2 separate regions of the Homo sapiens genome follow, and region 1 is linked to region 2. The links are chromatin loops, found by intact Hi-C in ENCODE. Cell type or tissue: heart right ventricle. All regions are shown on one strand. Each heading gives the region's core, and the rest is flanking DNA. Links, peaks and the distances in the headings are about the cores only.

Region 1 (2,903 bases), core at 100-2,599, 97 kb after region 2:
CTGACCTCAAGTGATACACCAGCTTCGGCCTCCCAAAGTGCTGGGATTACAGGTATGAGCCACTGCGCCCAGCCGAGACCCCATTCTTAGACACACACACACACACACACACACACACACATGAGAGAGAGAGACAGTGAGAGAGAGAATTAGAGAATTAGCTGGTCATGGTGGTGCATGCCTGTAATCCCAGCTACTCAGGACGCTGAGGAATGAGAATTGCTTGAGGCAGAGGCTGCAGTGAGCCAAGATCGTGCCACTGCACTCCAGCCTGGGCGACAGAGCTAGACCCTGTCTCAAAACAACAACAAAAAACAACTACTTTGCACTGTACAGAGACTATATATCCACAGGCCAACCTCCCTCCCATTCCGGTCCCACACCAGCCTTTTAATAGGTTTTTTACAAGGCCGGGCGCGGTGGCTCACGCCTGTAATCCCAGCACTTTGGGAGGCCGAGGCGGGCGGATCACAAGGTCAGGAGATCGAGACCATCCTGGCTAACATGGTGAAAGCCCGTCTCTACTAAAAAAAAAAAAAAAAAAAAAAATACAAAAAATTAACCGGGCCTGGTGGCAGGCGCCAGTAGTCCCAGCTACTTGGGAGGCTGAGGCAGGAGAACGGCGTGAACCCGGGAGGCGGAGCTTACAGTGAGCCGAGATCGCACCACTGCACTCCAGCCTGGGCGACAGAGCAAGACTCCGTCTCAAAAAAAAAAATAGGCTTTTTACTATCCGGTTTAAATAGAGAATTTTTTTTTGCTTGTTTTTTGTTTTCTCTCTTTTTTTTTTTTTTTTTTTGTTTTTTGAGACAGAGTCTCACTCTGTCGCCCAGGCTGGAGTGCAGGGGCCCGATCTCGGCTCACTGCAACCTCCTCCTCCCGGATTCAAGCGATTCTCCTGCCTCAGCCTCCCGACTAGCTAGGATACAGGCGCGCACCACCACGCCCGGCTAATTTTTGTATTTTTGGAAGAGACGGGGTGTCACCATGTTGGCCAGGATGGTCTCAAACTCCTGACCTCAAGTGATCCGCCCGCCTCGGCCTCCCCCCAGAGTGCTGGGAGTACAGGCGTGAGCCACCGCACCCGGCCTGAGAATGTTCGTATTCTACTCATGAAGACTTCGTAAATATTGGGGTCCAGACCTAGATACTACAACGTTACAAATCTGTTCTGATCACTGCTTTGCCAGATCCCTGGTAAATCCACAGCTCTGGCCGGGGGCGGGGGGGCCGCATGCAATTCCCTTCTTTCCTACAGGGGGCGCTGCAGAGAAGGGCAGAGCAGAGCGCGCAGTTCGCGGGCAGGGGCCGCTTCTCCAGGATAGCGCGCGTCCGAGGGGGTGGGTCTGTGCTAGCCCTGCGCAACCTCAGGGGCGGGAACAACTCTGGCTCTGCCCCCGCCGGCTGGAGCGCCTTCTCATTGGAGGAGGGAACGGTCACTTGGCAGCGCCGTTGGGATTGGAGGAAGAGGGTCTCGGGTGGAGTGACGCTGAGGCGGCGAGGGGGCTGGTGGCTGGCCGCTGCTGCCCTTCGGTAGCTGGTCCCTTAACTCAGTGGTGAATGGCGACCGGATGGAGCTCTAGGGAAGCGACAGCAGCGGCGGGTGGGCCGGGTTATGGGCGCCCCGAGTCCGGGCGGCGTCCCCGGTGTGCCGCTGACCTGCTGGGTGGGCGCTGTCCTCCCGGAGGGGGGTCCCTTTGCTCTCCCGGACCCCTTTACCCGTCACTTCCTCGCCGGTCCCTGAGGCAGGTCCCCGGAGCCCCGCTGGGCGTGAGGTGCAGGGAGCGGCCGCAGGTGGACCCGGGGCTGGAGGGCGCTCGGCCACCACCCGAGCGGGTCTTGGCCTTGAGCTTCCGAGCGCCTCAGGTTCAGAGCTGCACCCCACGAGCCCGGGAGGCGGTGGTCCGCGCCCTGCCTGGGTTGCCCCACGGCGCCCGGCCTCCTTCGAGGGGCCTCGGAGCGGCCCGGCCCGGCCCGGCTGAGGAGTCAGAGCTCGCGCTCCCCTTGCCCGGGAGCTGCAGCCCGGCTCCTCCGTGCGGGCGCTCGTTCGCTGATCGCGGGCACCTCGGGCCAAATCCACCCCCTCCGAGACCCGCTCCGCTTTCTAGGAGTCTCTTTCCCAGACCTGGTGCCACCTGTTGCTGGGTCTCCCACTAAGCCTTCGAGATCTTTGGCATAGCTTCCTTTGAACTCTTCCTCCCCGCTGCGGCTTGAGCTGGGCCTGCTAGGAGGGTTGCTCAGAATTCCAATGCCAGAAAGAACGCTCCGTGCCCTGAAAGCTGGAGGGAGGAGAGAGGACTTCACCTGGGAAGGAGGAGAAAAGCTTTGAGGGGAGGCACAGTTATTTGTGTGGTCCTTGAAAGGCAAGAAGACTGGGGCCCGTGGCCCTGAAAGGGGAGGTGGGGCTCCCAGCAGAGGGGACTGAGGTCTTCATAAACAATGAGGGACCAGAGCAGAGGGAAGGAGGACGAGATTCCAGACTCTAGTTCCAAACAAGGCACCTGTGATTTCTCATCCCCTGGGCAGTGACTGCCAGGCGCCCTTCAGCGGACACCTGGGACTTGCAGTGTTATGTGCCCAGGGATTTTCCTGGACGGGATTGTGAAGTAGCGGGTAAGGTCATCAGGCAGGTTGGGGTCAGATGCAGATGTTCGCTTGTGGTCATTCCTGAAATGAGAATCTGGCAGCTCACGTTATTTCAGAAGGTGCTAGGATCACTTTTGACAGTGATACCAAAAAATTGATGGTATTCTGGTGACCCTGTGTGAAAAATGAAATGTTCGTGCAATCTGGAGACACTACTGGGACCAGATTAATCTGTTTTTGTTTCCTTATTTATTTATTTTTGAGACGGAGTTTAGCTCTTGTTGCCCAGGCTGGAGTACAATGGCGCGATCTCGGCT
Region 2 (2,903 bases), core at 219-2,718:
CTGACCAACATGGAGAAACCCCATTTCTACTAAATATACAAAATTAGCTGGGCATGGTGGTGCATGCCTGTAATCCCAGCTACTCGGGAGGCTGAGGCAGGAGAATCATTTGAACCCGGGAGGCAGAAGTTGCAGTGAGCCGAGATTGCGCCGTTGCACTCCAGCCTGGATGACCCGGCAAGACTCAGTCAAAAAGAAGGGAAAAAAAAAAAAAGAGAGAGAAGAAAGAAAGAGTATGAGAAAAGAGTTTTAAGAGTCAAAGCCCAGAAAAATGACAGGTAGGCAGCACTCATCCTTGCTCTTTTCTTAGCCGTAAGGGCCCTAGTCCAAGGCCCAAAGGTTGTTTCCTAATCAGCTCCTCTCAAGCTGTAATATGCACATGAATCTCCTGAAGAACATGCAGATTGAGATTCATTAGGTCTGGAGTGGGGCCTGAGGTTCTGCATTTCTAGCCAACTCCCAAGGCATGCCAGCAGTGTGGGTCCATAGACCACACATTGAGTAGCTAGGACCGGGGTGATCCCAGTGACAGCTATAGCCTTATTGTGGAGAAAGAAGCATCTGAGGATCACAGCCTGATGGCCTAATCCAAACTTGTCTAACCCACGGCCTGCCTGGCTACATGCAGCCCAGGACAGCTTTGAATGTGGCCCAAGACAAATTCTTAAACTTTCTTAAAACATTATGAGATTTTTCTTGCGATTTTTTTTTTTTTTTTTTTTTTTTTTTTTTTTTTTTAGCTCATCAACTATCGTTTGCGTTCGTGTATTTTGTGTGTGGCCCAAGACAATTTTTATTCTTCCAATGTGGCCCAGGGAAGCCAAAATACTGGACACTTATGTAGTTTGATTATGCCCTTATCAAACTCCTTAAGTCAGTGGTCAACAAACAGGTACTGATCTGTGAGAACAGTCCCTGAAAAAAACCAAGAAAGCTCAAGACTATGTAGTGAATTTTGCAAAACTAATTTCTTTCACTTTAAAGGAAATGAGAGTTTTTTTTTAAGTGATGGCGATTGAATTTTTTTTTTTTTTCTCGATCTCGGCTCATTGCAATCTCCACCTCCCGGGTCCAGGCGATTCTCCTGCCTTGGCCTCCCAAGTAGGTGGGAATATAGGCATGCGCCACCACGCCCGGCTAATTTTTTTGTATTTTTAGTAGAAACAGGGTTTCACCACATTGGCCAGGCTGGTCTCGAACTCCTGACCTCAAGTGATTCGCCCACCTCGGCCTCCCAAAGTGCTGAGATTACAGGCATGAACCACTGCGCCTGGCCGGTAATTGAGATTTTTAAAGATCTTCCTTGATGGAATAAAAAGTTGGCAACCCTCTGTTCATCTTAAAAATCTTCAGGAAATTTTGCTGGTAATCTTTTAAAATGTGATGTCCTCCCATGGTTTGTCTGCAGAGAGAGAGAACATTACCTAGAGAATGTGCCTCTCTGGCTCCCTTGGTATTTACATCCTATGAGTAATTAATAATTTGTTGGCTGGGTTAGCTACTTCAGGCTCTTATGAGTTTTATTAGCATGAGTCAGGCTCTTGCATTCAGGCATTCTGTCAAGATCCAATTTCCAAGCCTGCAGAGTGGGAGATGGACCCTGGTGAGTTCTCCAAAGTCACTGTGACCTTGTGAGGTCTCTGGAAGTCAGCCAGCCAACCTCTCCAGATGTATTCCCACTTCTGTATCTCTTGCCTTTCCCACTCTTGAGTTATAAAGATTACAGATGTATTATTTATACACTTTAGAAAAGCAACACTCATCAGGTTAGTGTTTGAAGAAATCTTTCGCTTCTCAAGGGAGAGCTGTGGTTCTTACTGACCTCTAGTTTTCTTCTGTTTCCTGTAAGGACAGAGGAGGTCAGAAATCTCTAAACCAGCAAGAGGAAACACTGGAAATTTTGGAAACATTGGTTTAGACTAGGTGTGTAATTTACTTTAGAGTCTTTACTGTGGGGCCATGCATCATAAAATCTCCAAGATGGGGAAATTCTGAGCAATGGTTGCCAAATTTCTTTTCCTTTTTTTTTGAGATGGAATCTCCCTCTGTCACCCAGGCTGGAGTGCAGTGGCGCATTCTTGGCTCACTGCAACCTCCACCTCCTGGATTCAAGCGATTGTTCTGCCTTAGCCTCCCGAGTAGCTGGGACTACAGGTGCGCGCCACCACACCCGGCTAATTTTTGTATTCTTAGTAGAGACAGGGTTTCACCATATTGGCCAGGCTGGTCTCGAACTCCTCACCTCGTGATCCGCCCACCTCGGCCTCCCAAAGTGCTGGGATTACAGGCATGAGCCACCGCACCCTGCCTGCCAAATTTCTTTATGAAATAAACCACCCACTTTTGTTTTCCAAAGCATCTTAGGGAATAGCATTTCACAAAATGCACTTGGGAAACCTTGTTCATTCTAAGCCAGTGGTTCTCAGTTTGGAAAGTTTTGCTCCCCAGGAGACTTTTGGCAACATCTGGAGACATTCTTTATTTTCATACTGGGACTGGTAGTCCTATTGGCATTTAGTAGGTAGAGACCAGGTATGCTGCTAAATATTCCGTAATGTACAGGACAGCCGCCACAGCAAACAGTGATACAGTCCAAAGTGTCATTAGTGGCCGGGCACGCTGGCTCACACCTGTAATCCCAGCACTTTGGGAGGCCAAGGTGGGCGGATCACTCGAGGTCAGGAGTCACTTGAGGTCAAGACCAGCCTGGCCAACATGGTGAAACCTCGTCTCTACTAAAAATACAAACATTAGCCAGTCGTGGTGATGTGTGCATGTAATTCCAGCTACTCGGGAGGCTGAAGCAGGAGAATGACTTGAACCCAGGAGGTAGAGATTGCAGTGAGCAGAGATCACCCCACTGCACTCCAGCCTGGGCAACAGAGCCAGACTGCATGTCAAAA

Evidence for each region. Hi-C counts contacts between places; a loop is a spot of excess contacts. Peaks named below come from ENCODE experiments on the same cell type or tissue, not always from the same donor. Only the 100,000 strongest peaks of a DNase experiment are listed, where the experiment ranks them.
Region 1: it touches region 2 in a loop (2.0-fold over the local background); 35 of 110 quality-filtered maps call a loop at or near these places.

What each region holds. Positions count from the first base shown.
Region 1 is chr16:75,515,913-75,518,815 of GRCh38, reverse strand. No RefSeq gene overlaps it. Among named protein-coding and RNA genes, the nearest start is that of CHST5, 19 kb to the left of the region's middle. RefSeq lists a silencer at 1,593-2,032. In heart right ventricle, for the core only: a CTCF peak has its summit at 1,258 (motif pointing right); DNase peaks (open chromatin) are centred at 1,385 and 2,085; H3K4me3 peaks cover 1,663 bases; H3K27ac peaks cover 1,711 bases.
Region 2 is chr16:75,613,316-75,616,218 of GRCh38, reverse strand. The region is part of intron 5 of ADAT1 (adenosine deaminase tRNA specific 1); the gene reads left to right. Among named protein-coding and RNA genes, the nearest start is that of ADAT1, 8.5 kb to the left of the region's middle. In heart right ventricle, for the core only: no CTCF peak of the experiment used is centred there; no DNase peak of the experiment used is centred there.